4 separate regions of the Mus musculus genome follow, and regions 1, 2 and 3 are each linked to region 4. Evidence: chromatin loops called from intact Hi-C (ENCODE). Cell type or tissue: gastrocnemius. All regions are shown on one strand. Links, peaks and the distances in the headings refer to the core of each region. The heading gives the core; the rest is flanking DNA.

Evidence for each region. Hi-C counts contacts between places; a loop is a spot of excess contacts. Peaks named below come from ENCODE experiments on the same cell type or tissue, not always from the same donor. Only the 100,000 strongest peaks of a DNase experiment are listed, where the experiment ranks them.
Region 1: it touches region 4 in a loop (4-fold over the local background); 13 of 42 quality-filtered maps call a loop at or near these places.
Region 2: it touches region 4 in a loop (2.5-fold over the local background); 8 of 42 quality-filtered maps call a loop at or near these places.
Region 3: a loop joins it to region 4, with 2.1 times the contacts of the local background. A loop is called at or near these places in 6 of 42 quality-filtered maps.

The regions. Positions count from the first base shown.
Region 1 is chr14:23,042,020-23,049,950 of GRCm38, reverse strand. All of the region lies in intron 6 of Lrmda (leucine rich melanocyte differentiation associated), which reads right to left. The region is part of intron 2 of Gm10248 (predicted gene 10248); the gene reads left to right. Among named protein-coding and RNA genes, the nearest start is that of Gm10248, 49 kb to the left of the region's middle. In gastrocnemius, for the core only: a CTCF peak has its summit at 3,372 (motif pointing right); a DNase peak (open chromatin) is centred at 3,371.
Region 2 is chr14:22,574,522-22,582,452 of GRCm38, reverse strand. Lrmda (leucine rich melanocyte differentiation associated) reads right to left here. Exons shown (of 7, transcript NM_028275.1): 3 at 4,479-4,605. Among named protein-coding and RNA genes, the nearest start is that of 4930405A10Rik, 36 kb to the right of the region's middle. In gastrocnemius, for the core only: a CTCF peak has its summit at 4,071 (motif pointing right); DNase peaks (open chromatin) are centred at 4,061, 4,533 and 4,770; H3K4me3 peaks cover 380 bases; H3K27ac peaks cover 493 bases.
Region 3 is chr14:23,195,277-23,203,207 of GRCm38, reverse strand. No RefSeq gene overlaps it. Among named protein-coding and RNA genes, the nearest start is that of Gm10248, 100 kb to the right of the region's middle. In gastrocnemius, for the core only: a CTCF peak has its summit at 4,021 (motif pointing left); no DNase peak of the experiment used is centred there.
Region 4 is chr14:23,397,432-23,405,362 of GRCm38, reverse strand. The region is part of intron 19 of Kcnma1 (potassium large conductance calcium-activated channel, subfamily M, alpha member 1); the gene reads left to right. Among named protein-coding and RNA genes, the nearest start is that of 5430425E15Rik, 110 kb to the left of the region's middle. In gastrocnemius, for the core only: a CTCF peak has its summit at 4,078 (motif pointing right); a DNase peak (open chromatin) is centred at 4,086; H3K27ac peaks cover 496 bases.

The DNA.
Region 1 (7,931 bases), core at 1,376-6,375, 360 kb after region 4:
GGGCATCAGATCTTGTTACAGATGGTTGTGAGCCACCATGTGGTTGCTGGGATTTGAACTCCGTACCTTTGCAAGAGCAGTCGGGTACTCTTACCCACTGAGCCATCTCACCAGCCCTGTACCCTTTTATCTTAAACCTCTGATATGACCTTCTTACATTTCAAACATTAAAAAAAGTAGGCAGCTTAAATCTCTGCCTTAATAAAGGAGAGGCAGGGTGGGAAGGGCTAGGGTTTCTGTTCTTCAATGCCGATGGCATTTTCATTCTCAATACCTTCCCCTCAAGACTACAGCAAAAGGAAAGTGAATGCTCTCTGACTCTCAGAGATGTAAACGGCATGGACCAGAAGGAACGCTCCCATTCCCCATGGGCCTGGGCTTTTGTTGCATAAGAGTCAAATGGTACCTAGGAAAGGAAGAAACGCCTGCAGTTTACAGTTGACCTTACAGTTTACCTCGACCTCAGCCACATGACATGTTACTGGCTCCCCTGAGGATCTAAGAGGTAGTTAGCAGGGCTGACAGGCATATAGGACCTGCACACAGTTCAGTATAAGCAAGGCAAAGTGACAGGAAGAGAGATTAAAAAAAAAAAAAAACTAGGGGAAAGGATCCTTGGTAGCAGTTTTTTTCTAGAAGAAAGTTCATGCCTTTCCTTCATGCCTAGACATACTGTCTTCCACTGGCCTCTGAATCCCAGCTTAGAATTCAAACAAGCTTTCTACTTGATCCAGGGGACAGACAAAAAGGAATGGGTGACCCTTCCCTCCTTCCCAAACTAGTAGGCTAAGACTTGAGGCAGATATCTGGGTTTGTAGTCAGCATTTTCAGTTGAAGATGTGTGGGTACCACGGCTGCAAGGACACTTGCTGGCTCTCCTTCCCATGTCTGGGGAGGATGCACTGGACATTGTCCTTGCTTTTGGCTACCCACCTCCACACACGCCATCCAGTATTATACAAATGAGAAGCACCAGGGGATGCTTATTCTAGACTCTGCCACTGTGTTGGGGTGGTCACTGAATGCTGCCATCTTCGCCTGCAGGATATTTTTGGCTTCTGGCTTACATGTGCTAACATGTGTAAACTTGCCTGGTAATTTTCCTTTGAGAAGGTGCCAGTTATGCACAGTTCTGTTTTGACAGTTTAACTCCTTACTTGCTTCTTAAATACCAAGTCAAATATTTTCTGTTCTTAATATTCTCCTTTCTACTTTCAGAAGAGTATGACTTCATTCCCATGTAATATTCCTCTACCGGCTTTTGCAAACTATGAATATAGTCCAGTGACGTCTTATCTTTTCTGCCATCATTTAGTGGTAAGAGCCCCATTTCCCAGAGTAAATTTGTGTGTTGTTGAATTACAGCAGGAGAGGTTGAGCTGTCTGGGAAAGTTTGGTCACATTTTACCATGTTTATCTCTGGCTGATTTCATTTTATTTTTTTCATTATTTCTACCAAGGTTAATCCCACCCTATGAATTCGAGATCTTGGGATGTAAATCGCGGGTCAGTGTTTTTATCTATGACAAATCATATTAGATTCAAGGTTCCATTGATGCCAGTTCTTCCTCGGGCTGATTATTTCTACTGGCAATGCTTATCATAAATTAAAGGACAGCTTTTATTTGTTTCTTAGCACCTGGAGCCCAATGTGGACATTCTAGATGTAAAACAAGATTCAAGTTATGGGGTTATGACAGGATGCTTTCTGTAAACACAGTGAACACAGAGTCAGATCTCACAATATGGCCATTAATTCAAAGGTTAGGATGCAGACAAAGAGCCTCTCAGATTAAACTTAGAGAAATGTGTGCTTGGCCTCAGTGCTCAAACACTGAGATGGCCTGAAGGGTGGTTCATAACTATCCCTTGAGAGTCTAGATTGTGAAGCCTGCTCAGCCGGATGCTGGGCCATGTCAGGCCTCACCCTGTATCTGAAGGAAGCACAACACCAGGGGGAAAGGCTCTAACTGTAGTGAGGTGACTGTGACGGGCAAGCATCCTTGCCTCCAGACCAGGGAGGCTGGACAACTCAGGGTGAGAGTGAGCAGACAGGTTGACATGTCATAAAGCAGAGTCTGTAGGAAATATGCTCTGGGCTCCCAGGGCAGTTGAAATGAGGCTTGTCATCTTAGGAGGAAAAGGAGTTAGGAAAGGGAGGACAGGAGGACACACACACACACACACACACAAACACACACTTTTTCTACATAGCAAGACCAGTTTTCCCTTTGTGTATGCAAGTTTTAGACATCCTTGTCCATTGATCAGACGCCCAGGCACCATCCCTGCTGTCTCTCCTTGAGCCCACGGATATCATGGCCAGGTGAAAGATACTCCAGACCTTCTGAACCATCACAGAACATGTATCCACTAAGAATCCTAGTTAGGAGAGCCACTGGGCCTTTGCTCACATGTCCTTTCCAATTTGTTTGCAATATGAGCAGGCCCTCTATGAAAGACCCTCGGAGCCAGCATCTATCTCTCACCTCCACTCACAGAATTTTGATCAGAATGAGATATGGTAGAAATAAGAGACCAAATCTACTTTCCTTGCTTGAACAAGTCCCCTCCCTCTTCAGAAATAAGTTTGTAAATCTTGCTGGGCCAAGCTTTGTTTGTTTACTTATTTGCCTTTGCATTGTCAGTTCTGTTCTGTCCCAAATAAAAAATGAGAGCAGAGAACACCCTTCTTCCTGATGTCCGAAAGAGCAGTTTACTTACGCCCAGCTGTTAGCATTACTTTGTCCTTCCCTGAACTCTTTAGTCAGACACATAATGCTAAGTTCTGCTTTTATAGCTTATTTTTCAGGTGTATTATTTATTTGTTCAGTCTTCTTCACAGGCACAAGGGCCTCCCGAGAACTTCAAAGATCACCACCAACAGGACACTGGCTCATCCTTTGCTGCTTCTTCACGGAGGGCAAAAGGAGCTGTAGAGTGGGCCAGCAAGAGGGGCATAATGGATGTGAGAAGGGCTAGATTCCAAGGTGCACGCTAAGATGGGATGCAAATCAAGTGTAGTTCATCAGGTGCCTTTCCAGCAGCTCCTGGATGGATCTCACCCTGGCTGTCATTCAAAATGGACAGTGCTCATGTGGGAAGACTTCATGTTTCTGTTTCAAGAGAACGAAGAAATCTTTCAGAAAGGAGACAGGGGCCAGAGGGTGTGTGTGAGGAAAGTACAGAGGGGAAGAAGGGGGAAAGAGAGGGAAAGGGAGAGAGAAGTAGAGGGGTGAAAGAAAAGTAGAGGGAGGAAGGAAGGGAGACAGAGACAGAGACACAATCACACCCCCTCCACCACTCCCAATATCTCTGTATTTATCCTTTCCACTTCATCTTTTGAAGTCAGAATCGTAGCCACTAGAGGGCAGCATGCAGTTAGGAAACAGCCACGGCTTTCTTTAAATAAATAAGGGCAACTATTCAGGGAAGGCCATTAAAGCCACACTGTGCTTGTGGTCACCAATTACACGTTCTGTAATGATCAATATGTCATGTTTACCCAATCTGAGCTGAAGGCTATCTGGGACTGAGGCTACCAAAGGCCCCCCTCTCTATGACACATTTAGGTTCCTTCTGCCTCCGTTTCAGGGGACTAGTCTTCCTTACCAGCCATGGTTAGTTTTAGCTCAGGGCTTTGGTTTTGGATTTGTTTTTTGTTTTTAAATACTACCTGCACAAATATAAAGAAGCATGCAAACCAATAAAAACAGATCCTCTCTTAGAAAAAGGAAACAAAAAGCACTTGTACCATGGGCACTCCCCCAAAGAAAAGTGACATCCATTGGCGTGGAGTTACCATTCTCTGGGAGCATATTTTAAGTTATTTTTATTTTTTGACTCAAGTGACCATTGGGTCAATACACAGAAATCATGGCTGCTGCTTTTTTAAAGGCAGGTTTTTCTTGCTTAAAACCCAATGAGTGTCTTCCGTCCCTTCTCAGAATATCTAGTCCAGAGTCATCACTCACACTGAGAACAGCAACCGAGTGACCTCCCATACTCTAAGAGACATTGGTATGTGCAGCTTCCACAGATATTAAGCCCAACCTGGTTTTAAAGTCCAGGAAATGGCATTCTAAACTAAAATCACATGGAATGAAAATAATTGAGAGGATTCAACCCAAGATGACAAAAACCAGTTACTTGGTTCTTCTCCCTCCACCCCAAGTAACACAGCGCAGAGTGCAGCAGAAGCCCTAGCAAGCAGGACAGGGCTCCTGCCCTCTTTCTAGGCATTCTCTCAATGTAACAGTCGTGTGACAAAGCAGCCACAAAGGAAAGGTGGGGCCCAGTTAATTAATTAGATTATTATCTCATGATTAAGTGGAAACTTTGAGTTCTCTCTCACCCATAAAAGCAACAGTCTCACTAGATTTGCCAGAGTGGCTGCAGTTGAGGGTTACCAGTGAGGATGACACAATCAGGAAGTAAGATGGGGGTGGGGGTGGGGGTGGGAGAAGTGAATGCTACTCAGAAACACAGCATCCTTCCTCTGCACAGACTTCAGAAGGGTTCAGACAGCAGATTCACACACACACCACCAAGCCCAAGCTACATCTTAGGTGTTCAACAAATAATTTGTATAGACTGGTGATGGAAGTCAGAAGGCAGCCTCATCTGTCATTTTTTCAATTTATTCTATCTTTTAAGACAGCCTTTTGGGGGGGGGTTACAGATTACCCATTCAGCTACAGTGGGTTTCCAGGACTCTCTAGGCTGGGGTGATAAGTACATAGCAATATGCCTGGCTTTATCACGCATGCTTGTCTTAAGAGATGGAACATGACTCCTCAGGTTTGCTTCCCACTGAGACGTCTCCCCATATCTAAGTTGATATTTGTGGACTGAGCACAATGGCCTAAGGGTGCTTCGGAGCCCATACATTTGACATGCCAAAGAGTTGGGTGTCCTCTCCCTAGGAACTGGTTCTCCTTGACTTTCTCTCCATGGGGACCATCCCCAAAACTTCCAATTTAGTGGGTCTGAGTCTGGGACGAGAAATTTGTTTCTTTTGGAAAATTCCCAGATAATGTTGCAGAATGATCTTTAAGAAAGTCTGTTCTAGAACAACCTAAAGGCCCCTCCCCACCCTGCCCTTTTCTTTGGTAAAGTAAATGCCCTCATTTTTATTCATATTTAAAGTTAGAGACACAAAGAATCTGGCTAGTTGAAGATCTTACTGTATTGCACTCTAGTAAATAGAAGTTTTATTTGCTTCCCAAGAGCAGCCAGAAAACAAATGGCACCTAAAACAGATAAGTAATGACTGACTGAAGCGAGGGACAGCTCTTGTCTAGCACAGTATCAGGCCCTTAGTTCAAACTTCAGCACTGAAATAAGAAAAAAAAAAAGATGCACAATATTTGGACATTCAAGCTTTCTCCCATTTTGGGGTTTTATTTTAGTGGCATGCTGATTGCATTAACAGGAGAAGAAAGCAGAGAATGGGGTAGGACTGGGGGTGAGCCTGTAAAACATGATTTATGAAGTACAGAGCAGGGGGAATTGGGAAAACAGCTTTCCAGATATCTTTGCTCCTCCTCCAAGCTGCCAGGCCCCTCTATGAACACACCTGAGAAGTGGGGTTTCCTGGCAGAGTGTGAACAGGGGTGCTGGCTGTGCTCTTAAGAAGACATTCACATTTTGGTTTCAGATCTGTTCTCATCGAGGGCTAGCATCAAAAGGTGGAGGCAGGGCTTTCTCTACAGTTCTGTGTGCTTCCTTGGGCTGAAATTTATCCAAGGAGTTATTGAAAATAAACCCAGGTTTTTAGAAAAGAGGTCAGGGAGGGGCAGGATGGAACTCTCAGACGAAATTAAGCAAATGTAGTAACAACTGAGATTGTTGTAATTCAAGCCCCTAAAGGGCTTCCTCCCTGAGCACACTGACCCAAACTCCGTCTGCCCTCCATTAAAATCCAAGTGAACTGGTTCTCCATAGATGATATCATAATCTTTCTTAGTTCTAGGGTAGTCAAAATTGCCTCTCTCAAAGAAAAACAAAGAGGATCTGTTGATATTTGATCTAATTGAATGAAATTTACATTGTCTGTCTCTCCCTTCCTCTTACCCACCCCTCCCCCCTTCTTCATTCCTTCCTTTCTTCTTTCTCCCACCCCTGCCTCTAGCTCTCTCTGTCCAAAAGTGTGTGTCCAAAAGTCTACTGTTGCAGAATCACAATACTTGGACACTAACAAACTGTACTCCTGAATGTCTTCAACTACCCATCCTCCACCTTCTTGACACATGCTTTTATGTATGTGTGTATATATACATGCACACATGTGTGTACATCAAGACAAAGAAGCACACAAGAGCACTAGAAACTTTCTGGACCCTATTTCTTGCTCAAGATGAAAGCCTAGTAAATACAAAGTACATTAGAAAGGCCTTCATTAGGGTTAGCCTCATTAAAACTTAATGAAGTTACCAGTCTCCCCAGCAATCTTACGAAGGTTTTATTTTGTTTTGTTTTGTTTTTTGCCTGTCAATGGAGCAGTCCCAGGCAGAGAAACAGTAGTGACAGTAGGTGATGCCAGGTGTTATCTGTCCCTGGAATGTACTACTTTGATGACTTAAGATATCACCCCCTTGTTTTAGTTTGACTCTTATTTGTCTGGATTCACCCTGTGGTAAGTTAACATGCCTCCATACTGGAAAAACAAAGATTGCCTATTGTCCAGTATAGCCTAATAGAATACATCTGGCTCTGACAGTTTGATGCCCAGCTCTGAGCCACATTCAGTAACACAAATTAACAGCATAGACATTGCCCACGCTGAGCAGGAAGCAATAACCAGCTACCTGCTACTTGGCCAAAATCTCATTATAAGCCATTACGGTAATTGAGGGCCAAGACTGTGGATATTACACTCCCTGTGCACCAGTGGTTAGTTGAGGAGAAGAAAGACTTGTAATGGAGGAGGTGGGGCAGACAGGAGAAGTGAGGCTGTCACCATGATGTTCTGTGGTGCTGGGGTAGGGAAGGGGTGTTCCTGAGCCATTTCTCTTCTTGCCTTTGAAGCCCACATGACCCCAGGAAGATGATGTAACTTTTGGTCGGCCTCCAACAATGCTATGCAATTAAAAATTGGTTTGAATAAGTAATGGGGACAGCCATAGAGGGAAGATAGGGCAAAACAAGACAGAATGTTCCATAAGTGAAAAGTATCTAAAGTGACGGGGCTCCAGGGGAAGCTGCCCACCCACCTTAGAATGCAGAGATTTTCTAGAGTTATTGCATTAGAAAGTGTGTAAAGCCAGTCCCTCCTCTGAAACCAGTATTCCGAGCCTCAAGGTCATTGCTAAACAAGCTGTAGTGGCTGTATCCTATACCCTAGGTCTCAGCAGAAGATTTCTGGGATTGATGATAGATCAAGATGGGTGAAAAGAGAAGGAAGACCAGGTTTTTCAATCAACTTGGATTTTGGGACAATGAAGATGGTTTTAGACATGGCAGTAATGGTGATAACAGGGAAGAGTCATTCAGGGCAGGGAGAGAAGTTAATGGCGAGTGTATTAGGGACCTCCAGATTCTCACTGCTGCCCATCTTGCTGTGGTTTGGATCATAAATGTCCCTCATGGACCTCTAACACAATAGTCTCTCTCACAGATGTTGGCACATAATGGAGCCTTAGTGGAAGCAGTTAGATATGATGGCTGACTGGCAACAGATGGGGCTGAGAAGCGCATGTGAAGGTTTTCCCGGGGAACATTATGACGTCAAGATTTCCTCTCTTGCCTAATCTCAGAGGCTGGGATCCAGGAAAGGGTGACAAAATCTGTAAATATGAGTGTACCCTCCCTGGTCTTCCTGTGCCCATGAGATGGGCCTCTTTGCCACATCTTTCTTGCCATGATCAACTAAAACCATGAATCAAATGAAGCCCTTTCTCCGTTTACTTATTTTGCTCATGTATTCTGTC
Region 2 (7,931 bases), core at 1,741-6,740, 820 kb after region 4:
GTTTGGGGGGAAGATAATACACTGTCATCCAGCTGTGCCGTTTGTCTTGGATATTTCAGCTTAGGCTCATGTTTTCAAAGCACCGTGGTTTTCTCTAAGTGTACCAAGACATTTTAGTTATGTGCACCAGGGAGCAGCAAGGGTCTCTGGGTGTTAACAAGCAGCGGCTTCCCATAGATGGTCCCGCCTACTCTGCTCAATGCTCTGAGGTATGTATTATCAAAGAAACCAAGACCTCGAAAAGGAAAATATATTTATTTAAGATGATAAGAAACTGCTGTTAAAAGTGAGATCTGGGGTGGCGGCGGCTGGAGAAATGGCTTGCTAATGGCTTGCTACTCCTGTGAAACATGGGAACACAGTTCCCGCACACACTTCTGGCGGCTCACACCCATCCATTACCCCAGCTCCAGGAGACCTGGGGCACTTTTATGCCCCCTCTTGGTACTTGCACTTACATGTGCATATCCACACACAAACACACATGGCTACATACTGTTTTTAAGGGTGAGGTCCAGTTTTGTGACACAGCCACGCCCAGCTGGGTAACATGTAGCACGATTCTTTCTTCCTGTGTGCGCTACCATTCAAACTGTTCCCACCTTAGTATAGATGATGATGGAAATAGTGCAAAAAATTTTTAAGCATAATTTCAAATAAAGTCTGTGTTTTCCCACAAGGAAAGATAGGGGACGACCATTAAATTGTGCAAAGATTAAGCATCTGCACTTTTAACATTTTTTCAGTCAGTAGCCTACTTGGGGTTGACTGTTGAGAGATCACATGATTGAGAGCAACACAGAAAACCTCAGTCTTGCTAGAGAGAGAGAGAGAGAGAGAGAGAGAGAGAGAGAGAGAGGGCTAGGGGTAGGTTTTCAAGTCTATGGCCTATGACTAATTACTTTGAACAAAGAGGGGATAGAACAAAGATGGGGGTTGGGAGGTAGACCTATATAAATGTGACAGCTACATTAATTGGTAAAGTGACAAGAAATTTTCCAGATGTGAGAGAGTCTTGACATCGGAATCTCTTCTGTAGATAGAATTCCCGCAGTCCCCACCACCACTACCACCTTGTGCAATATTACAGTTAACAGCTGACTCCTCCCACATGCAAGTCCCTTCTAGCAAAAGGATTGCTTCTCTTTTGAGTTTTAGAGTCTGGGGCTTGGAGTCAGCCTAAGTGGGGTCTAGATGAAGCAGTACCTGTGGCAATCTATGTGGCTTCTAGAAGCTTGCAGTCTGGGTTTTCTAAAAAGTAAAAGAGAATTATCATTAGTAGTTCCCAGAATCTCAGAATGAGATTAGAATTACAGTAAAGTATAAAAGCCTAAGAAATACGTTCACCGGACTCTCTCCCTTTGGTGATAATGACATTAGTCAACTGAGGATGGTTTTCATACTTTCAGGATGACAACATGGTTGGCTTTTGCCAACTTGACACAAACCTAGCCATTATCAGGGTAGATGGACTCCATCAACTGTTAATTGATATAGGGGGGGTGTGATACAATCCCTGTGCAGGTAGGTCTGGCATGTATAAAAAACATAGTTCAGAGAGGCAATAAGATGCTTTATAGTGAAAACTAAATAAGAGATCTCATAGAGACAAGATGGCAAGGCCAGTGTAATAGATAGCTATAGAAATGAGCTATTCTCTATATGAACCCCTGTGTCATCTCCCACATTGTTTTGCATTGGTGTGTAAGTTGCTTTCATAATACTAGCAGGATTTGACAAGCACATGTATACTAGGGTTTATGCCCTGGACCAATCCTTTCATGTATGATAGCATATGCAGCCCATTAGGCAGGCAGCTGAGCCAACAGCCAGCACTAATTGCATACATAAGAGTGAGGTTATTTTAGACTATCTAGTGCTAGTAAGAAAAGAAATCTTTGCCTGAGTGACACAAACTAAGTCTATCAGAAGAGCCATCCAGCTGAGGCCTGACTCACATAGAATTGAAGTGCATAGAACATTTATTGTTTTGTGGAGTGGGTCGTTATGCTACATGAGCTAGCTGGCAGAGCCTGTCCTTGTCTGGAGTATCTCCTGGGACAGCATCAGCAATGCCCACCCTATCGCTTGTGCAGAACTGGGACATTTTCACAAGTATGGAGTTTTAACCTGAAAAGGCAGGGCCAGTGTAAGAGGCGGTTAGCCTAAGAGGATGGCATACACTGTTGTCGGCCTTTGCCTGCCTTTCAGACTGCGATTTCCAGATCAAATGGATGGGGAAGCTGAGTTTTGTCACAGTACCAGTAGATCAGGGAGGAAAAGAGGAGAGAAATTGCATGACTTGCTGAGTGGGGCATAGCAACCTGAGTGAGACGACACTTTGTAGTCCGTATCCACTGATAATTAGATGCGTCATAAAAGTGCAGCTATGTAATTGGATTCTCAGCAACACAGTGACTTCCCAGGCTGTTCCCCTAACTCTCTTTGCATTACCACTACCGTTCAAGGAAGTTAAGGCACAGAATAGGAAAAGGACTTAACAAAAGACAAAGTCAATCTCCCAGGACTCTGGAATCCGAGATGCCTGCCAGTTTCAGTGGTGCTGAGACTAAACCACCCCTGAAATAAGCTGTCTCTAGAGCTGAGGACCAGGCTCCCAGAAGTTTACTTGTACCAAGCCACACAGCTACATGTGACCAAGAGGACGTATGAAACTAAGTCTGTGAATCGGAATATCCTGCAGTGATGTGAGACACAAGACATGGGCTGAAGCTCAAAGGATGAATGGTATCATCTAAGGTTCAGTCGAACAATCCTTCTCGCCTCGATCCAGTTGCTCATATGGCCCAGCTGATCATCTGAGACAGCCAAGGACGATAGAAAATACACAGAACAATAACTCGGAGACGAGAAGAGCAAAGGGTTAATGAAGGAAACCTCCACTAAATGTCATTATGACACGGACCGTGAATGACATGATGACATTAGACTTACTTCTAAGCCATCTTCCTCTACTTCTGATAAAGCACCCATGGATGAGGGCCATAAAGGGGCGCATTTGTAAAGCACTGTTTACAACTCACTCCCACCATTCAAATCTTTCAACTCCAAATCTCCTGAGAAGTTATTAAGTCCTAAAGGTAGAGCTCTTGAAAGGATGAATTAATTTACTGATAAGAGCAGACAAGAACATTTCCTCTTCTTCCCCTTCCCTCCTCCTGCTCTGTCCCCAATGCAAGGACAGGCAAGGGACACATCACGAAAATCCATCTCCTGCTGGACCCTGCCCTCAGACTGCCCACCTCCAGACTGTGAGCAACAGACACTCGCTGGTGGTTGGAATTCAGTGGCAAGTCAACCGTACTCTGTCATAGTAGCAAGAACTAGCTGAGACAATGTTTTACAGAATAAAGAAAATATTAACTTAGAGCTTGAGGCACCAGGAGGCTAATAAGTCATTTTGAAAGTATCCTACATGCTGGCATAGGTCTCCATCTTGAACCCAGGTCTTCATCTTGTTCACTGTTTACTGGAACAACCTATACACTCTTCATTGGACTTGGTAAGAATGAAGCGTGAGGTGCTTAAAATTCCCCCAGGACTTGACTCCCATGAGTGTTCAGTGAGAAAGTAGTAAGAAATGAATATGTTGTTCATCCCACAAATATTTGTGGAATGTGAATTCTACCTAGGCCGGATTGTCCATAGGAAGGTTCCAGAAATCCCTCCCTCGTGGAGCTGCTATCCTAGTGCCTGGTAACCTAGAGCACTAACAAATGGAGATGCTGTGTACCTTATGCTATTAGAGAAGTCTTCTGATTTATCCTTACTGTAGCAGCCAGGGCATTTAGTCCCTAATTCTCACCCCAGGCTGGGTACTCACCGACCCAAAAGAGGTCATAACCCACCATGGTTATCCTAGGCCTCTGATCACACCTAGAGCTGCATACAAGGGGAGTACAGGGCCTGACCTTCACACTTCTCTGTACACCTCAGCTCTCTCCCTTCTTGATATCCAGAACTGTTTCCCCAGCCTACACCAAAAGCATTCCAGAAGTCTACAAGGACTAAGTCAACTTAGCGGCATTACCCACAGCTTGCCACCAGAGGTCGCCCTCCCACACAAGCCCAGGCAAACAGAAGCAGCTTTTCCTCCCAGGCACCCGTGACATTATTTTCTTTCTCTATTTTTATCTATTAAAAAGATTTCCTCGCAGCCATAACTTAGATCTCTACACTAAAATGGAGCAACAGGAAGATATAACGGTGCATTTCATTTATGAATGACCTATAATAAATTACTCTGAAGTGTCCCGAGTGCCAGAAGACAGAACGCTTTGTCTGCCCACCGACTGTATTTCACATACTTTAATTTAGCTGACACATAAAACTCATTTGACATTTTGCAGGTATTTTTGAGGAGAAGGGTATGGGGTGGCAGAATGGGACCCTCGTAGAGCTGGGCGGCAAGTGGGCTACTGCGGGGACTTGACGTCCTGGGTGCCAGAAAAGGATATTTGGTTCTTGTTGAGGGTTAAGGTGTGCAAGTGGGGTAACCCTGGCAACACGAGGTCGTCTCCGAGCAGATTGTTGTCTAAAATGAGCTCCTCCAGGCTCCTGAATGCACTCAGTCCTTCCAGTGACCTGCAATGACAAAGGCAAGGGGGGGGAAAGATCCTGCAGTAAATCAGAGAGGCCATTATGAGCCGAAATAAATATTTTAACCTTCCCTTTCAGAACTGGGAATAGTTTGGGCTTGGTGCCTGTCAGCAGAGTGAATGACAAGAATTAGTAGCAGGGAGCCGGGGTGGGGGCGAGGGGGAGAAAGGGGCCCCGCTGGCACTCACCGCATCCTTCACGAATTGCCAACATGAAGGATGAGGGTCACTTATTGAGAAGCCAGGATCCAAAACAAAGGGCTTCAGATACGGCCTGCAGGATAAATTTGTCAATGTCTTGTGCCTTCAGGCACCCAGCCTGGGCTGACCCTAACCTCCATTCCCAAGATAAATAACTCTGTCACAGTTCACCTTCATTCCCTGGACACAAATTTAAGCTGTCATCCATCATTCCTGCCTAGAAATCTCATACCCCTCTTACAATAATAAATATAACTTCAAGTATCATTTCTTAGCGGTTCTGCTATGTACAGTCATAGGGGAAACGGCCAGGAAGGCAGCTTTTCTCTCCCCTTACGTCCTCCCATCCTTGGGCTTGCTCTCTCTCTCTCTCTCTCTCTCTCTCTCTCTCTCTCTCTCTCTCTCTCTCTCTCCTCTCTCCTCTCTCCTCTCTCCTTTTTCTTCCTTTCTTCCTTCCTTTCTGTTTTTCTTTTTTTTCCTTTTTAGCTAATCACTTAATTTGCTACTGCCTAGCATCCCTATGGCTGCCTGACAGGGAGGAATTACATAAGCACTCCAGGCCGAGGAGAAAGCCTTTTCTTCTTTCATTATTTCTTTTTCCTTGGTTTTGGTTTTGTGTAGGGACAGGCTGGGAGCATTTCTGCTTCAAAGCCCTGGTCTGAAGTTTTAATTTATGGAATGTGGGTTTTTTTTTCCCCCAGCATAGAGTATAGCAGTGTAGATTTTAAGGCAGTAAATAAAAAAGGCATTAAGGATTAAGCATGGGTTTCAAAGATAAAAAATACTCTAAGAGAAAGGGAAAGAAGGCTTCCTTTACCCATGTAGTCTGAAATTAGCTCTTCACCTGAGGGAGGGACCCTCGGGAGTGTTTGGAGTGGAGGGGACCACGAGGCAGCTGTGCACAGATGCTTGCCTGGGCACACACAAATGGTAATTAAAGGGAGTCAAAAGTCCCAGGGCTTTTGCAGCTTGCTCACCAGCCAGGCCCAGGAGATATGCTGCTGAGCTTGCATCGGCTGGAGCCTGGTGAGGCACAGGGCCGTGAAGGGAAGACACATATTCAGTCCCTGGCTGGTCTATAAAGTACGGCCAACCAGAATGTCTGCCACATATTTGTTTACTGACTGTGCCAATGCTAAGGCCCTGTCACCTTGTGTGCGTTCTGTGTGCACCCCTGGCCATGGGCTTTAGCAGGGAAGCTTTCCCCAGGTACCCATGATTCCATGGTAAGCTTTCTGACAGAGGGTTCCCCAAACCAAGGGTAGGAGTAGAGCATGCTCATGAAATCTTTGGTTGCTCCCATCTGAATGTCCAGTGTCATGTGGTCTTACTCTGGCTCTAGAGCCCAGAGCATAAGGGCTCTGAGGTCAGTGCTATGTGCTGTGTAGGCAAACATGAAAAACTGCCTGCACTTTAATTTAGGGTCATCCTGTTTCATAGGCTTCTGGGAAGCAAAACAACTCCCTCCTTTGGGGGGCTTAGGAGTGGGCTACGGAGCTTTGTCTCGGCTCCTCCATTTCCCTGTAGCCTGAACTGGGGCATCCCGAATGCCTGCTGGCTCTGTGTGCCTCCCACCTCAGAGGACAATGGTATTCTCGCTCAGGGCTGCCTCCCCTTGCCATCCATTAGCTTGTCCTGAGACCTGGGGGTAGGGGAAGAGTGTGGTGGAATCGTATGGGGTGGGCAGGGAATCTTTGGGCTTTCTGAAGCCCTTGGCTTTTTTTGTCTGCTTGTTTAAAGCTGGCTCCCATATATTCCAGGCTGGCCTCAAATGCATTATGAATCCAAGAATGACCTTTGAACTTCTGACCTTCCTGCTTAAACCCACCCAGTTTGGGAGATATCTGCATGCTCCATCAGGCCTAGTTGGTGGGTTTCTGGGAATCAGATACTGAATAAAAAGTCAAGTTCTCAACCAAATGAGCTATGAGTCCCTTTCTCCACGGGAGTCAGCGAACCAAGCTCATTAGCCACAACTGTTTCAGGGACAGGGCCCTGCTTGCCACAGGGAGAGTGGAGACCCACCCCCACTCAACAGGAAGCCTTCTGAGAAGCTAATAAGTTCTTTGTGCACCAACATCAGATGGGGCTCTGCTCAAAGGCACCATTTAGATACATACTGTTCCAAGGTATGTTATGTAAATATTGTTTTGTTTTGTTTTGTTTTTTATCATGAGACACAGCAAAGGGTTGGCAACCAGCAAGGAGAAGAAAAACTTCCTTCCGACACTGCTCCTAAATGGCAGAAAACAAAAATGACGCAGGATGAAGAGGGCAAAGCCAGTCCACCACAGGGGTACTGCCCCGCTCCCAAGGCTGCTTCTTTCTCCACAGTACAGGCCACACACATCAGAGCTCTGTATGGGAGTGAGACCTCAGAGAAGAGTCCCCCACCCCACCCCCAATCTGCGTCTCTTGTCTGGTTTCCAGATTCTTTTTTTTCCTGTGTAATGTTGCTAGTGCTCAGTAAAAGGAGATCTGTGCAGTGCGGGAGGGAGGATGCTGATGAATAAAGTCCTGTTTTCATGGCTGCTGTGGGTACACTCGAGGATGTGTTTAACTAAATTGAGAGCCCAGGGGCCGGAGGCAGGAGGTTCAGGACACCACGAAGGAGAGACATCAGGGGAAGGACTTGTGGAGTTCCAACTCCAATGGTCTGCTGGAGGGCAGTGAACACACTGTGGAAAAGGGCTTCAGTTTTTACTTGGAAATCTTTTTCCAGTTACTGTTATTGTTGTTGTTTTCCAAAAGAAATTATTAGGAAGAAGTAGTTTCTTGTGACAATTCCTCTATTCCAGATTCCTGCAGGTAGATATTCAATGTTATATAAAGTGACGAGATTTTAAAAAAGAAAGAGAGAGCGAGAGCGAGCGAGGGTGAGAGAGAGAGAGAGAGAGAGAGAGAGAGAGAGAGAGAGAGGAAGGAAGGAAGGAAGGAAGGAAGGAAGGAAGGAAGGAAGGAAAAAGAGGGGAGGGGAGGGGGAGGGGAGGGGAGGGGAGGGGAGGGGAGGGGAGGGGAGGGGAGGAGAGGAGAGGAGAGGAGAGGAGAGGAGAGGAGAGGAGAGGAGAGGAGAGGAGAGGAGAGGAGAGGAGAGGAGAGGAGAGGAGAGGA
Region 3 (7,931 bases), core at 1,769-6,768, 200 kb after region 4:
TCCATTGAAATAAAATGCTGGAAGCTACAGCAACAGCTACTAATTTTGTGGTTGTTTTGGCTTGGGTATGGACTGGACTGGTAGCAAAGGAATAAAAGAGGCCTTTATAGGAAAGGATTAAAAGATTCCATTGTGTAATGGAATAATGGTAGATATTAGTCATTTTTATTATAATGGTCTCCCTTCCTTCCTTCCTTCCTTCCTTCCTTCCTTCCATTTTTTCTTTTCTTTCTCTTTCTTTCTTCCTACTTTTCTATCATCTATGTATCTACCTACCTACTATCCAGCAATCCATAGATAGTTCTACCAATATTTTGATGATGATTTTTGATATATAAAATATGCCTTAATGAAGCCAATAATACAAAGCAAATATTTGAACCTCATGTGCTTATTCATGCCTGTAGCACAAACACTCTAGAAGCAAAGACAGGAGAGCTGTGAGTTCAAGGCCAGTCTAGGTCACATAGTCACAGGACAGCCTCTCATTTTATAGTGATACCTTGTCCCAAAAATGTGGGAGCAGGTTGTAGGGGATAAGGTAGCAGAAGGCAAGACTGAAGAAAATTCCAGAAAAATAAAAGTCCAGTTTTTCTTTGGAGGAAAATGCTGAGTGAGGTAACAGACCAGTTATCACGGTTTCATTATAAGAAATCCAAATGTCACTTAGAGGAGACTCCTCTAAATACCTACTTGTGCATTTTGCTTCAGACTAAGATTTTTATTTTCTTTTCCTTTTTAATGTAAACTATTCATTTCTCCTGTACTTCAAAAGATCTTTAGTGAACATTTTTTAAATATGAAAAATGCAATCAAATATTGGTCATTTCATTGTGTCATTCCTGTGAGTAGATAATGCTGTGTGTCTGAAGTCAAACATATGTAGGCCTTTCCTCTTCCTCTTCCTCTTCCATATTTAGTCAGCACTTTCCCCTTGCCTCTGGGACTGAACGCCCTGAGTCTCCAGCCCGGCCACCACCATAGTAAATTTAGACAGGAACCTAGGGAACCAAGGGCAGTGTGAGCCTTCCTCTTAGTTGACCTTAACAGTGGCCTAGGTCTAAAAGCCATCTAGCTATAAAGGGCTGATAAGACAGGAGACATTGCAGACTCAAGATATTTTTAATTATCAGATTTTTGGAAAACCAGAAGTGAGGGAGATCTCTCCCAACCAGCCTCATTAGCTTGCCTTGCATGTCCTGATGGCTTCATTACCAACACAGTCACATAGAAGTATTTAAAAGTTTGCTGCTGTTGGGAAAATCTTTAGCCCCCAGCTTTTATGGCTTTTCCATCTTCTGTAACTGTCATCTCCAGCATTTGCAGCCCTCCTGAAGAGAGAGGAGAAAATATGTGGTGTACATAATCTATGATGGCTGAACCCTCTCTCCATCACTCATAGGTATGAAGGAGAATGAGAGTATGAGTTATCCTCACCTCTTCATTCACAGAGATAAAAACATAGAAATGTCAGCCCAGCACTTAAGCAAGACATACATGCTAAGCAAGGTGGAGAACAGTAAATTGCCCCAGGATCTTCTTTTACTCTTTCAACAATAAAATGCTAAGCTTGAAGGAGGCAACATAAGTTGAAATAGAACTACTTTTTTTTTTTTTTACCAAATTACTCTTTATATTGGTTGGTATATACAAAATGTTTGACATTGTTGGAGTGTCCAATAACCATGGGGACCACAGAGAAGAGCCGAATGTATATGCAATGGGTAGCTTCATGGCATCTATCTAGTTCAAGGATGTTTATGGTGTAAGATTGCAAACCATCCAAGAAACAATTCTACAAATTATATGACTTTGAGTCTGTCCTTCACCTTAATTTACTCAGTACCGAGGCAGGTTTTACAGTCCTACCCATGTTATTGTCTATGCACTCTGCCTTTTCTTGGGTCAGAGCTTACTGTCACCTGTGTGGGTATCTGTAAACCACACCAAATGCAAACGATTTCAGTGAAGAGAAGGCTTCTCTCATCAAAGTTCACCTTTACTAACTTGGAGTCTCATAGGAGTTTGTGATGCTACCATATTAAAATTCCCATGTTAGAGCAATCCCACAATATTTATTGCTTGGCATATTCTTCTCTAACTTTTCACAGAATAATCTTATAATATTCTGAAGCTAAATTAAGTCTCTTGTATGCATCAGCCCTCTCACAGGTTATTCTTGCAAAGCAGCACAGGATACTATATGAGGCTAGCTGCTTGTGTGGACTCTTGTTCATGGTGAGGCCATCTTTCATACTTATGGAGTGTTGGATCCATACAGGAACCTTAAAGACTGTTAAGATGATTAAAAGCTGCATTTAGTAGTTGCTCTAGTAGCATCTTGACAAACATTTTCATTTTATATCTCTCAAGCAAGCCCATAAAACAGCATGATCTAAAAATTCTTAACAAATATATTAATAAAAAATTTAAAGATGCACCGATTGCTGGTGCTGTTTTGAGTTAATTACACAGTGCTGTTGCCTCGTGTACACCTTAATTAGATTAAATATTGATCAGCACACTTGCCATTGATATTTAATTAGCACACAACAACTGTCTTGTTATATCTGGATGTAGCTTTAAATTAACTTAAAAGTCTAACCTGAAATGAAAAGTAATGGAATGATATAGAATATATAAAAAGGGTTGGGAAACTCAGCTCAAGAATTAAAGAAGTGGAAAAATGAAGGTTCATCTATTTTAAGGTCTTAGGGCAGTGGTTCTCAACCTGTTGGTGAAGACTCACGGAGACCATCTGCATATCAGATACTTACATCACGAATCACAATGGTAGCAAACTTACAGTTATGAAGTAACGACAGAAATAATGGTATGGTTGAGGGGTCACCAAAGCATGAGGAACTGTATGATGAGGAAGCGTGAGAGCTACCGGTGTAAAGTAATTAGAGAAAGAATAACAAACCACGGTAATTTCCACATGTAGTCTTTTGCTTGTAATTCTGCTGTGCTATGTTCATCTATCACTCTGTATTAAGGACAGCATTATGAAATATTGCACTATTCCCAAGGAGTATTGTCTTTGTTTATTTCCGAAAGAACTGGGGTTTTAAACGGCATCATGGCGTTCCTAGCCTGTGATTAAGGCTGTTTATTTTCTGGCTGATGAGCTGAGGCCCATTTCACTGGGGAGATGCTGTAATTTTCCCATGATCTGGAAAATAATTCATAGCACTTTTATGTTGTCATTAACTGTCACATCTCTTGAGTTAAATATGAGTCCTGTCATTGGGAAGTCAGAAAGTGGCTCCTAAATTTCTCAATTTCATTAGCAATTGATTCAAATCATTTCCTGAAAATCGTCTGAATTGACATGAATTGCAGTGGTCCCTCAGCTCCGTGATTAATTAACCAAGCCATCAGGCTCACATTAACCTATTTATCAATCTTACGATTTCCTGCTTTTCAGAAAAAAATTAAAAAGCACTCTCATGATATTTTATGAGTTTTGAGAAAAATTAAAATGGGGCTAGGAAAAAATAAAAAGGCGATCTGTCCTTCTTAATCCAGAAGCGCCATGTTACTAAATCCTATAAGCCCAGATGGGGCACAAAGAGGCAGAGTCAATTCATTTTTGCAAGTCCTAACTCCTTTAGGAAGCTGAGCTGATAAATGAATAAAGTAATCTATTGCTTTTCTAGTACCTTAAAAATTGCGTTAGTTCGCACACACAAAAATACACACACACACAAACAAACACACACATTATGTTTTGTTACTGTTAGCATCCATTACCCAAGTTTAAAAGTTATCTATTGACTTCAATTAAGAAACAAGCTTATGGGGCTCAGGAATGGCTCAATTAAGTGCTGGCTATGCAAGCAAGAGGACCTGAGTTCCGATCCCCATAACTTACTTTAAAAAGTAAGAAATTAAAGCAGAGTATGGTGGCTGAGAGGAGGCAGCAGAGGGGTCCCTGGGGATTGCTAGCTACATCAGTAAACTCCAGGTTGAGAAAGTCTGACTCAGATGATGGAGATGGAGTTTGGATGACACCTGCTGTCAATCTCTGACTGCACATGTACATACACCTATACGCATGTGTCCACACATACACACATGCACAAACTTATTTGTAGGACTTCAGAGGCTCAAAAGAAAAATTACAATTGGCATCCTGGGGGCCACATAGATTACTGTCTTGCTATTTGCATTTGAAATACTATTTTCAATTAAAGACCATGTTGTGTGGACCTCTTTTGAGCTATTATTTATAACAAGGACCCCCAGTCAATTGCTTCAACCAGGAATGCCAGTATCAAGGCCTTCCAAGCTTGGGCCACACCGAAAGCCATTTGTTAGCTGAGAAAAGAACCAGCAAAGCGCCAAGCTGTTTACTTCTCTGAGTTCTCTCAGACATTGCTAGATTCAATTAATAATTGGTTCTTTTCCAAATAAATGAGTAGCCAACTGAACTCAGCCCCCTCTCTATGCAAAAAAAAAAAAAAAAAAAAAAAATCGCTCTGTGTATAACTACAAAATGAACTATTCATTCATCACAAATTCCCCTGTTATTATTTGCAGCAAGCTGGGGTTTCTCTTTTAAAACTGACTGCCAGGCCTCCTCTGGTGATGGATAACAGTTTGTGCCACACAGAAGCAGCCACACATGAGGGATTAGAGGAGACCCAGGATTTGGTAAATCTCTTCCCTCCACTCTCTGCCTGTGGTGTCCTGAGAGGAACAAGAGTCTGAGGACCTGGGGTCCTAACTGACCTCATCATTTTCATAGCTTCCTCTGGTCAGCCATCGGGCTCAGGGAGATGAAGAGAATTGAACTGTTTTCTCTGAGGCTTCTCATTTTCAGAGAAATGTGTGGCTGGTTTTCCTCACACTGTACTGTACAGATGAAGCCTTGTCTAGGCTGAGAGAGGACCACAGAGAAGTCACCCCAAGAGTAGTTTCCTGAGAACCTGTGTGAAGTTCTCCCTCTCCTTGAATAGCCACAGAAGGACTCCTTAGTGAGGAGAACAAGAGTCTGGTCCTTGAAGTCACTGTAGATCACTGTACCTCTGAGGTGGACCTGCCATGTACCTCTGTGCATAGTAAACACCCCAAGGAAGCCAACTTCCTGGAAACAATAGTGTTTTTCAATTCTTATTCTTAAATTTTTACATTAGTAGGTAATAATTACAGGGCTGGATAGATGGCTCAGTGGTTAAGAGCACTGATTGATCTTCCAAAATCTGACACCCTCATACAGACAGACATATGCAGACAAAACACTAATGCACATAAAATAAAAGTAAAATTGAAAAAATAATTGCATGTATTTTGTGGGATGGTGAGATTTTTTTGAGCATACACATGAATAAATAATTCAAACTCAGTAACGTATCCATCACCTCATATACAAAAGAACCTAAAAACAAGTTCTATGAGGGCTAGGTTGGTGGCATAGTGTGTAAAGCATCAGCTGTGCAAGTATGAAGACTTGTGTTTGAATGCCCAGTATCCATAGCATGTGCTTGTAGCCATACAGATGGGGACAGGGACGGGCAGAATCCAGGGACTTGCTGGTCAGCCAGTATTGCCAAACCAGGGATCTTTAGCTACAGTCCAAGATCCTGTCTCAAAAATACTACAGAGATCCATATAGAAAAACACTTGACATTGACCTCTGGTGTCCATACACACAGGCATGGATGAATATACTGGCATACATAAGTGTGCATAGTCTCCAAAGAAGTTCTCTCACATCGTGCATATGAGAATCAGGGGACATTCTTAAGCTCACTTCATAATCTGAAACTTATGTTCTATTATGGGATTCCTCCCCCTGCGCGCGCACACACACACACACACACACACACACTTATTTTTCACTTCCCTTGTCACCTTATGCACAGCAAAACTGTATCTTTTTTTTTTTAACTTAAAGAGTTCGTTTTGTATGACCATTTAAACCCTGACAGGACTCACCGTCATCACCTTATTTCAATGCCTCCTCTCTCTCTCTCTCTCTCTCTCTCTCTCTCTCTCTCTCTCTCTCTCCAGCTCTCACTCTAGTGCTCTCTCTTTTCCATATAACTTCAAGTAACAGAGAAGCCCAGGTCTCCCTGAACCTCTCTGCTGTGCTTGCAGTCATCATTTTAATCTGTATAGTGCTAGAGTCTCACCCTGTGGAAAGACAAAGTCTTATCCCGAGGAAAAATAACCACAGGAGAGATGCATTATAAGTACCAAAAATGAACGACCTAAGTCTGTGCTACAGCTTTGGCACATTGCCGAGAGATACCTCCAATTATATTACTAAAGAGAAAGAAAGATCCCTTTCCCATAGATTATCTCCTATCCCCACTCTTTTGCTATAAAGCATCGTTATCCCCAGCCCTTTCTTGAATCTGCCAGGCTTTCAAGATCCTGGGCTAGCACCGTGAGGATGGAAAGGGATTGCATTTGCAAATGTCAGCCCCCATCATCCATCTCCCCTCATTCCAACAATACACATTCGAGGTTCAGCAATCACAGTTATATATTTTTCCTTAATGTTGTTGTAAGGTAATGGTTCTCTTATCTGAAATTCATCAGCCTGCTATAAATTTAAACTCCATTACTGCCAATAGAGAGAAGCTAAGCAGCAAACCACTTTCAATAAATTTGCACTTATGCAATTGAACTGTTATGGCCTCCTAGGAGAAGGTGAAACTCGTCCTGAGATATTTAAGTTAGTCTGAGTCACTGCTTCCTCTGGTGTTAAATTGGATCCACCGAGAGATGCTGGGCAGCACTTGTCAGTCCTGAGTTATAAGGAGAAATTTCAACTCCCCCAGCACCTCCCCACCCCCATTCTGTCTCCAGCATTCCTTATTAGATGGCATAATGACAAGGAACCACTGCATTGCTCTGTGACTTGGCACAACTAAATCCTACAAATGGAAACCCTGATGGATGGATACTTTTATGAATGATGTTAATGAGGATCAGAGCAGCCCACACTCTGGGGATCCCTCATGTCCATTTATAAAGCTGTAAGTGAGGGCATGTATACACTCAAAGCCAAAGAATAATCACTAACATGTACATGGGATGTCATCCATGCGGCAAGAATACGGCTTTTGGGTGTGCAGCTATCCTGGCTACATTTGCTTACCTTCTTTTATTTCTGATGGGGAAAATGAAGTTCTGGGAGTAAAATGTCAGGGTGTGTGGCAACTATGCCTTGGTATCAGTCCTCCTGGCCTGTGGTTTTGGTAAGTGAAAACACATCTAATTCAGTAGCCTTCAGAAGAGAGCTAAGAAGATTGGTTGTTGAAACAGAGTTCCTTAATGTCAGGGGATGGCTGTCGGCAAAATGCTTGCCTTGCAAGTATGAGGGCCCAAGTTTGGTTCCCAGAATTGTTTCTTTGTTTGCTCATTTGTTTTAATAAACAAGCTCCAGGTGTGGTGTCATATACACTTGCACCGGCGTTAGGGAGTAAGGATTAGGGAGATAAGAGTTTCCTGGAGCTAACTGACCATCAAGCCTTGCTTATTTGGCAAGATCTGAGTTGGTAAGAAAGCCTATCTCAGAGAATAAAAGAAAACAAAACAATAAAACAGCAAGGTGTCTGAGAAACAATAGCCAAGGTTGTCCTCTGGCCTCCACATTCACATACATACCTGGTCATATACCTGCACATTCACCTGTACAGACACATGAATCTATGTATTAACACATACATAGGCACCCCAACATACACAGAGAGAGAGAGAGAGAGAGAGAGAGAGAGAGAGAGAACCTTTAATTGAGCTGAAAGGAGAGAATGGGGAATGAGCTATAGCTATGGATAGTCACTGCTGGAGTCTCAGCTGGAGTCTCTAGAGGCCACTCATCTTAGGCATTCCAGCTTGGAAGCGAAGGGAGCTGGCCAATTAGACTTGATGGTTTGCAAGCTGGGGACAGGGTGAGCGACCAACAACTAAGCTAT
Region 4 (7,931 bases), core at 1,094-6,093:
CTCCTCCTTTCTGGTCACACTAGAGCCCTGTCTCTGTGGCTTTTCCACCTCTAAGATGGGTCTGGAGAGTCAGTAAATTCAATATGCTTTTGGAAGCTGAATGGAAGATCAGAGAGGAGACTAGAGAGGGACAGACAGGGCAGGGCAGATCTTTGTTTTCAGATTTCTGTGAGTTCATTTTCAAGATGTTTCTTTGCCTCTGTGCAATTGTGATAACAGTTGGTATAGAGGCTTCATGCCACCACCATCCTCTGGTTTGCTCTGGCTCTCTCTGCCCCTCGTTGAAGTTCTTGGTAGAGATAATATTGCTACACCTTTACCTGTGCCTTACACTGTTCCCTTTGAGTAGACCTGACATAAAGATAGGACTATTAGTTGAGTAGATTATCTGCACACATTTTGAAACTGTAAATATACATACTGTCTTGCTCTCTCATATATTCTAGCAATAGCTGATTTGGCCTTTGGGCCATATTTCATAAGCTGTCACCATTGTTAGGGGGCAATGAGAGCTAACAACCTCAAGGCTCAGTCTTTCTTGCTTGATCTACCAGTATTTCCCTCCTGCTGGTCTTCCTCATCCCAGACCACAACTGTATTAGATAGCATAGTATAGTACAATATTTATTAATGTATTATTTGGCCATATTTGAAATTGAACCCAGGACCTAACTTATGCTGGGCAAATAGTTTATCCCTAAACTAAATACCCATACCCCAGTCTTATTATTTTAAAGTACAAACGCATAATTGTTGACATCTCATTTTAAAGAAGGAGAAGATGATGAACATTTGTGTTGTTCTCTTGGTTTCTAAAACTCACTATGTAGTTCAGATTGGTCTTGTACTCTTAGCAACCCCCCTGTGTTGGCCTCAAGGGTACTGGGATTATAGGTCTGAGTCACCAGGCCCAGCTATTAAAAAAAATCTTTTGATGACTTTCCTGACAACCAGTAACTTGTCACGTTAGGAAGATCTCTAGCTTTCACTTATCAATGTGGCATTGAGACTCCTTCACAGTTTGGTCTCAATGGGCTTCTGTAGTTAGAGTTTTACAGACATTTTTTTCTAGGTTTCTTCCAAAACAGTTCTTCTGATGTATACATTGATGTGATATTTCCCTGTGACTTATTCTTTCCCTAGCTTCTTCAAGGTAATTAAAACTTACCTATCAGTAACCCAGGCCCAAAGGTCCAATCTGGCCCTTCACCTTCTTTCATGGGTGAACTTCCACTTCAATGCAGCTACCCTCATTCATTCACCTACTGTCCCTGGCTACATTTGGGGGTCACAGCAAAGTGGAGTAGTTCCAACAAAATTTGGTTCCTGAACACCAAAATACTTACCATCTAACTCTATCAGGGAGACTTTAGCTGACGCTGATTTCACAGTTCAGTTTTCAAGTATCGCCAGCTCTGGCAAGCTGTCTTGGCTGGCTGTACCCAAGCCTCAAGTCAGAATTGGTAAGTCTCCTCTGAAAGCCTGCAAAAGCCCAGAGAAACCCAATGCAGGGTAGCTTTCATGAGTTTTTATAGAAACGAGTGGTCCTTGAACTCTGGTCATACAGCACACCATAGCCAAGAATAGTAGAAATTCAGCAGACACTTTGGGAGTGACATGGAAACTGTCAAGAATATGTCTTTATGGTTCATTGAGCGTATGTTTCTTCATGCTTCCTTATATTGTCGTGAAGAATGTAATTGTGGCTGAATAGCTGGTTCTTTAGGCCACTGGACAACTCTTAGATCATTCTAGAACTGATCTCTGCTTCTTGTGAATGGAACACAGCTCTCTGATTCTTTCTGCTGACAGTCATGTGGTGTTTGAATTCTGTGGTTGATCTAAAGATGCTGCTGTCTTCCCTTCCTTGTTTGTCATTCGGTTGCCTGAGTCTTTGTGGGTAGAGACGTATATTGGAAAGGCGAGATTTCACTACTTCCAGGATGATGTCCTGCTGAGGTCCTTCCAATCCAGACTTCAGCTTCCTAATGCAAACATGCTGATTTTATCTACCTGTTATTCCTCATTGATTTTTATTCATCCACTTTTCTCCTAAGGAAGGGTTTGCTCCAGCTGTAGCTAGTTGCCTAGACTACTGGCTTATCCCTCTGTCTACGTAGAGTCAACTCACAGCTTAAATCTTGAGAGCTCAGGATCCCTTTAGAACCCCCACCCACCCACTTTTTCTATTTTTCCACCCCTTCTGGGAACTCCAATGGTAACTCTGTATTGCCAGGGCATGTGGCAGACAAATGCCACCATTTCCCAATGTTTATGATCTTCCTGGCCAAATTCCCATGTAGCTGGTGGGAGCGACTATGTGCTCAAGTGAGGTCCTCCGACCCTTGATCCTCTTGATCCAAGTGTCTTACTCAGATCATGGGGAGGATGTAAAGCAATTTTTTAGACAGACACCATTGCTTTTAATGTTGATATGGCAAAGTCTGAATTATAAATACCTTCCATCTATAAGATGTTATATTGTTTTACATGGTGATGAGGAAGTTGTGGGGAAGATATGTCACTGATGCTGTGGGCAGAGAAACACTACCTGTCATTTTTTCTGGGGGTGGGGTAGGGAAGATCACCGAGACGTGATAGCAAAGGAACGCAATTAAGGTGTTTCAATGCTAAATCAAGGAGGAATAATCGGTAGATAAAATCAGCGTGTTTGTGTTAGGAAGCTGAAGTCTGGATTGGGAGGACCTCAGCATGACATCTTCCTGGAAGTACTGAAATCTTGCCTTTCCAATATACTTCCCTACCCACAAAGACTCATATAGGTGTTGAGAGCCACCCTTTTGGTTGTTGCCTGAGCTATTTTTGCAGTTCTTAGAGATTAAATCTCAATAACTTTTTGAAATTAGAGTGTGTTTCTCTCGGCCGAGTGGGTCATAATGTTCTTCTGCTTCCTTGGCACCCAAAGAACAGTTCTGCCCTCCCCTAAACCCCAGAGCATTATCATGTGATAGTGTGGCTTGAGATAAGATCAGGGTCGACAGAGGAATTGTCATTTTTCATTTCTTGGGCCCCTTTGATCCCATTTGGGGTTTATATTTTCTGAGTGAAAATACAAACCCTATTGCATTCTTCTGTCCTTTAGAGTCTTTTATTATTCTTATTTTTCCCCCTGTTAGAGATCTAATCCGAGTCTTAAGTGGCGTGGCCATTAGTTATCACCACCAGATTCACAGCCTACCTGCACTTTAGTTCTCTTACTACTGAACAGAAACCTCCCCTGATGCACAGCAACTGCTGGCTGTGGAGCTACCATCCGCATCTCATGGGTACTTGGTGTTAATTTATTTCACAGTTTCCTTTGCAGATATAATCAGACACACTATCACATCCCGGCTTCTCCTCTTTATTGTGTTCCTTTGCTATCACGTCGTCTCGGTGATCTCCCCCCCCCCCCCAGAGAAAATGACAGGTAGTGTTTCTCTGCCCACAGTATCGGTGACATATCTTCCCCACAACTTCCTCATCACCATGCAAAACCATATAACATCTTATAGATGGAAGGTATTTATATAAACGCCTATAAGGTATTTATAATTCAGACTTTGCTATATCAACATATTTCCCAAATGGCATTGTGGTCAAGGAACTTGTTCTCCAAAAATGGGGGGAGTGGGGAGGGGGAGGAGAGAATGTTCTTTTCTTTCTCAATTGTAAATAAAGGAGAAGTTAATAAGGGGAAGCCTTGCCCCTGATTCCTCCATATTTTGAAATGCGCGTTGTGAATCTCATGTTAAATGATCAGTTGTATTAATAGCACACTGTTAGAACAAAAAGGAGCTCTCTCTGTTGATGTATTTGGGTATTTACTGGGTGAGTTACAGAGCTTTGTGTATTAGAATTGGTTTGTCAACAATTAGCATGCTAGGTTTTTATATAACCTATACTTCAGGTAACAGAAGATTATTAAACTTCAACCAGTGGGTTAGAAATCTGCTGACGGGCAATAAAATTCTTACGTATAACAGCGCTGGAGAACTGCAGTTGTACAGCTGCACATTGAGGCTTAGATTGTGAGATAGATGGCCTCAGATCAGGGGGACTTGAAATATGAAGTAACCAGAAGGTGGCACTGCAACCCTATAAATGAAATGCTCCCTCCCAGATGGCCTCTAAATGCCTATCCTCCTGCCTCACTTCCTGCCTTTTCTCTTTCTCTTGATTCTCCTTTATTTCTCTAAGATGGATATCTGAAACTCTTTTTGCAAGAGATATGCATCCATTAAAACAACACCTCTCAACTTGCGATATTTCTTTTAAATCCAATTTGCCCAGTCTAATGCTCACTTGGAGAAAGTTCCAGCTAAGTAAACATTCACTGAATTTAAAAGACAAAGACCCAGAAAGCAGAGTCAGCCTCCAGTTGCCTCCCCACCACCCTCCCGCTGTTGCTGAGTGGAATGGCCATGTCTTTAATCTATTGGTTATACAGGTTAATTCCCACAGTACCCATCAGGATATGGAGGGCATGTTTATAAAGTTAATAAATAGACTGGATTAATATCCGTCTGAAAATAATTCCAACTTGATGCTGTCTCACAAAGAATTACCAAGTTAGAATCCATGTTCACCAATGGGTGTTGCTTTTCTCTATGGGGCCAGAAGTCAGTCCTGACACATGGCATAAGGGTTTATTTTTATGTCTTGTTTTAGATTTCAGTAAAATTATTTTTAGAAAAAGTGATTTGTTTTTCAACCTGGGCATTATCAATGAGCCAAATAAGACTACCAAAATAAATATTAAATACTTTTTAAAAACATAACTATAGGCAACAACTGTTTATTTCTTCTATCTATATGTATAGCCTATTTTCAAATTTATTTTTTAAACCAAAGATACATCTTTAAAAAAAAAAAAAGAAAGAAAGAAAAAGAAAAGTACAACATGTGATAAATACTGCCTTGTTTACGAGACAGACATTTTTATTGAGAGAATAATTTACCTATTTTCTTTAGTATTCTACCTGTTAGTAACTTGGAAGATATACTTTACTTATGTTGTAAATGAATAATAATTTTAATTCATTAACTTTGAGCGTCCATTAGGACATTTCTGTGCTGGGCTTTTGAAACTTCCAGGTATAAGTGGTGGGCGCTGGCCAGTGCTGGACACTCTTTGCCTTGCCTGTGTGGTTTACAAAGTGTTATTAATCCGACCAAACCACACAGCACATGGTGGGGAAGCAGTTCCCTGTCCAGGACTCTACTTCCAAGAACTGATTTTGTTGACAATGACTTTTCAGAAAACAATTGTCATTAGTTTTCAGTAAAAGCTGGTCCCTGCTGGCCTCCCTTCCAGATCTCTGCCCAGACGACAGGAAACAACAAGCTGAGAGTCAAGGATAGGTTGATCACTCAGTAAGACATCAGCTTCCTATAACCCACAGAACCCTTCTCCAAGAGGTTCAGTAACTTTATCTTGCCATCAGTTCCCCTGCTCGGGATAAGAAATGTCCATGGCAGACCCCTGCACTTAGGTTGTATGCGCTTCTAATATGTCTTATCTTGGACAAAGTTATAAGTGTAACTTTGTAGCAGCCTGAAGGAAATTGGGCTGAGCTAGGCAGGGTTTCATCATTTTCTCCAACGAGTTTACTTCCCACCCACCAGAATAAAGGGGAAAAAAGTTTAAGATGATCTGACTTGCTCAGGTATTGTCCAAAGTCTGTCATTCGGGATGTGAAGTTTTATAGCATGTATCTATCCAAGACTCTTTAGCTGTGTGCTCAGGTACCCTGGTTGTTCCATTCACAGTGATCCTCTTAGAATCCTTATATTAGTATTTTCAAGGTCTTTGCTTTACTCGTTGCTTCCACCCTCTGGTCTCTCCACACTTTATTATTGCCCATTTCTACATTATTCTCAACTGTGTGTATCCGCAGAGGACCATGATCTTTGGGCACACAGAAACCCAGGCTGGTATGTCTTCCCATCTCATTCTTGTCTCTAAACTTATTTTCTGTGAAGGTCCCACTGGGTAAGACTGACTGTCTGGGGTGTGTATTGATCTCTGATGTGACATTGTCATATAATTCTTTTGTATGGCTAGGTTTATATAACTTGTGTATTACATATTTGAGGGTAAATCTGTCTTGTTTATCTAGCTTAACTTGTCATTCTCATTTTTTTGATGTCTTTTGGAGATTTAAAAGGAAAGTACAAGAAAAAGCAAAGTCCTGAGGTTTCATTTAATTATTACTTTATTTACTTATTTATTGCTTCATTCATTCATGTATGTATATATGTATGCATGTATGTATAGAATGTTGGGAATTGAACCTAGGAACTCGTGTTTGCTAGACAGTTATTCTACTCTTGAACTTCATCCTCAGCCCAGTTTTCCCAAGGTTTTGGTTGAATAGACAGGCATGAGACTCAAACATTGGCATTCTACAAATTTCCCTGGTTCATTTCCTTGGAAGCCAGAACTTTAATCGCCAAAGCAAATCAGATTTTCCCTGGCACAGCAGTCTTTTTTTTTTTTTTTTTTTTTTTCCTTTTGTAACCTTCTAGGTGGAGTCTGGTAGGAAGTATTAGAGAGTTATTTTGTGGCTGGCTAGTTATGTGGCCTTTAGTCAATGGCTGGCTCCAATTATATTTCCCACATAATAGGAGACAGCGTTCAGGCTCAAATCATCACTGAGCAGAGCTGGGAAGGTCTTACATTTAATGAATTCCAACCTCCTAGGATGGGAAGTGTCTTGCTGATGCCGCACATGAGATCTAGGCCTTGGATCAAGAAGCCAGGGCTCCTGACCACGAGACCCTTTCCTTTACTCTGCCAAGCTTGATCTAGCCACTAGGATCAATTTACTAGTAAACCTCACCAGGGGCTCAAGTCTGTGGGAGAGTCATCGATGTGTGAGGTGTGTGTAACGACATTAGAGGGACTTCAAAGTCTAGTTGGGGACACATTAGAGCAGGAAATAAGTTAATAACAGAACTAACTAAGGAGATGACAGGGAGTAATATGAGAAGAGCCAAGAAAGTCTTAAAGAAGACAGTCTACCTCATTTAGGAACGTTTTTCTGGAAAGGGAGAGGGTAGCTTGTTTCTTGAAGGCTCAGTAGACTAATACATTGGGAAGGAGGTATCACCTCCCCCATCCCATTACTTAACTACCCTGCCAATGTATGTCTATCATCTCATGGCCCCCCCACCAGAAATCCAGGAAAAAGAGCCCCTTACAGTCAGACAGCACACGTTTCCTGTAATTTAGAGGGAACAGTGGGGTTTCTCCATGTTTCTTCACATCTGAGTTTCATTTGTCACAGCCTCCTCAAGTGGAGCCCATTGAAAAGTTTTTTGGCTTGCTTTGTTTTATGACACTTAGCAAACCTAATTACTTGGCCTGAACAGTTCACTGGGGCCACACAAATATGGCTCAAAGGCCACTGTTGAATAATGCAAAGGATGAGGGTGGTACAGGACACCAAACTCATTCTCCCAGTTGGACAAAGGATCAGTTGCCTACGGGAGGCAGAAAGAGAATAGGAGCCAATTTAAATAGAGTGCTGAGCCATTAAAGGACAATAGACAGGCAATGTGGAGGATCCCATAACAGACTTCCAAATTATTCCTCAAGTCAAGAAAACAGTTGTGGAGAAAGTTTAGCAAGAGTGTAACAAGGGGACTCATCAATGCACTTTTTACAGTTTCCATCCATTTTCAGAATATCACTAGGACCTAAGTACTTGGACTGTTCACATTACATAGGAAAGCCAATTGGAATTTTGTAAGCCTCCAATGTGTAGGTTTGAAGCCAGTAGGGTGCTTTCCAATCCTGGTACATAGCTCCTACCCTCCTTGCCACACAGTATCAACTGACAATTGGAGACATAGCATGCCATAAGAATTTGCCCTATCTTGGGAGTATTGTGCTTAAACAAAGGCTAATGAGGACTGCCTGCCTT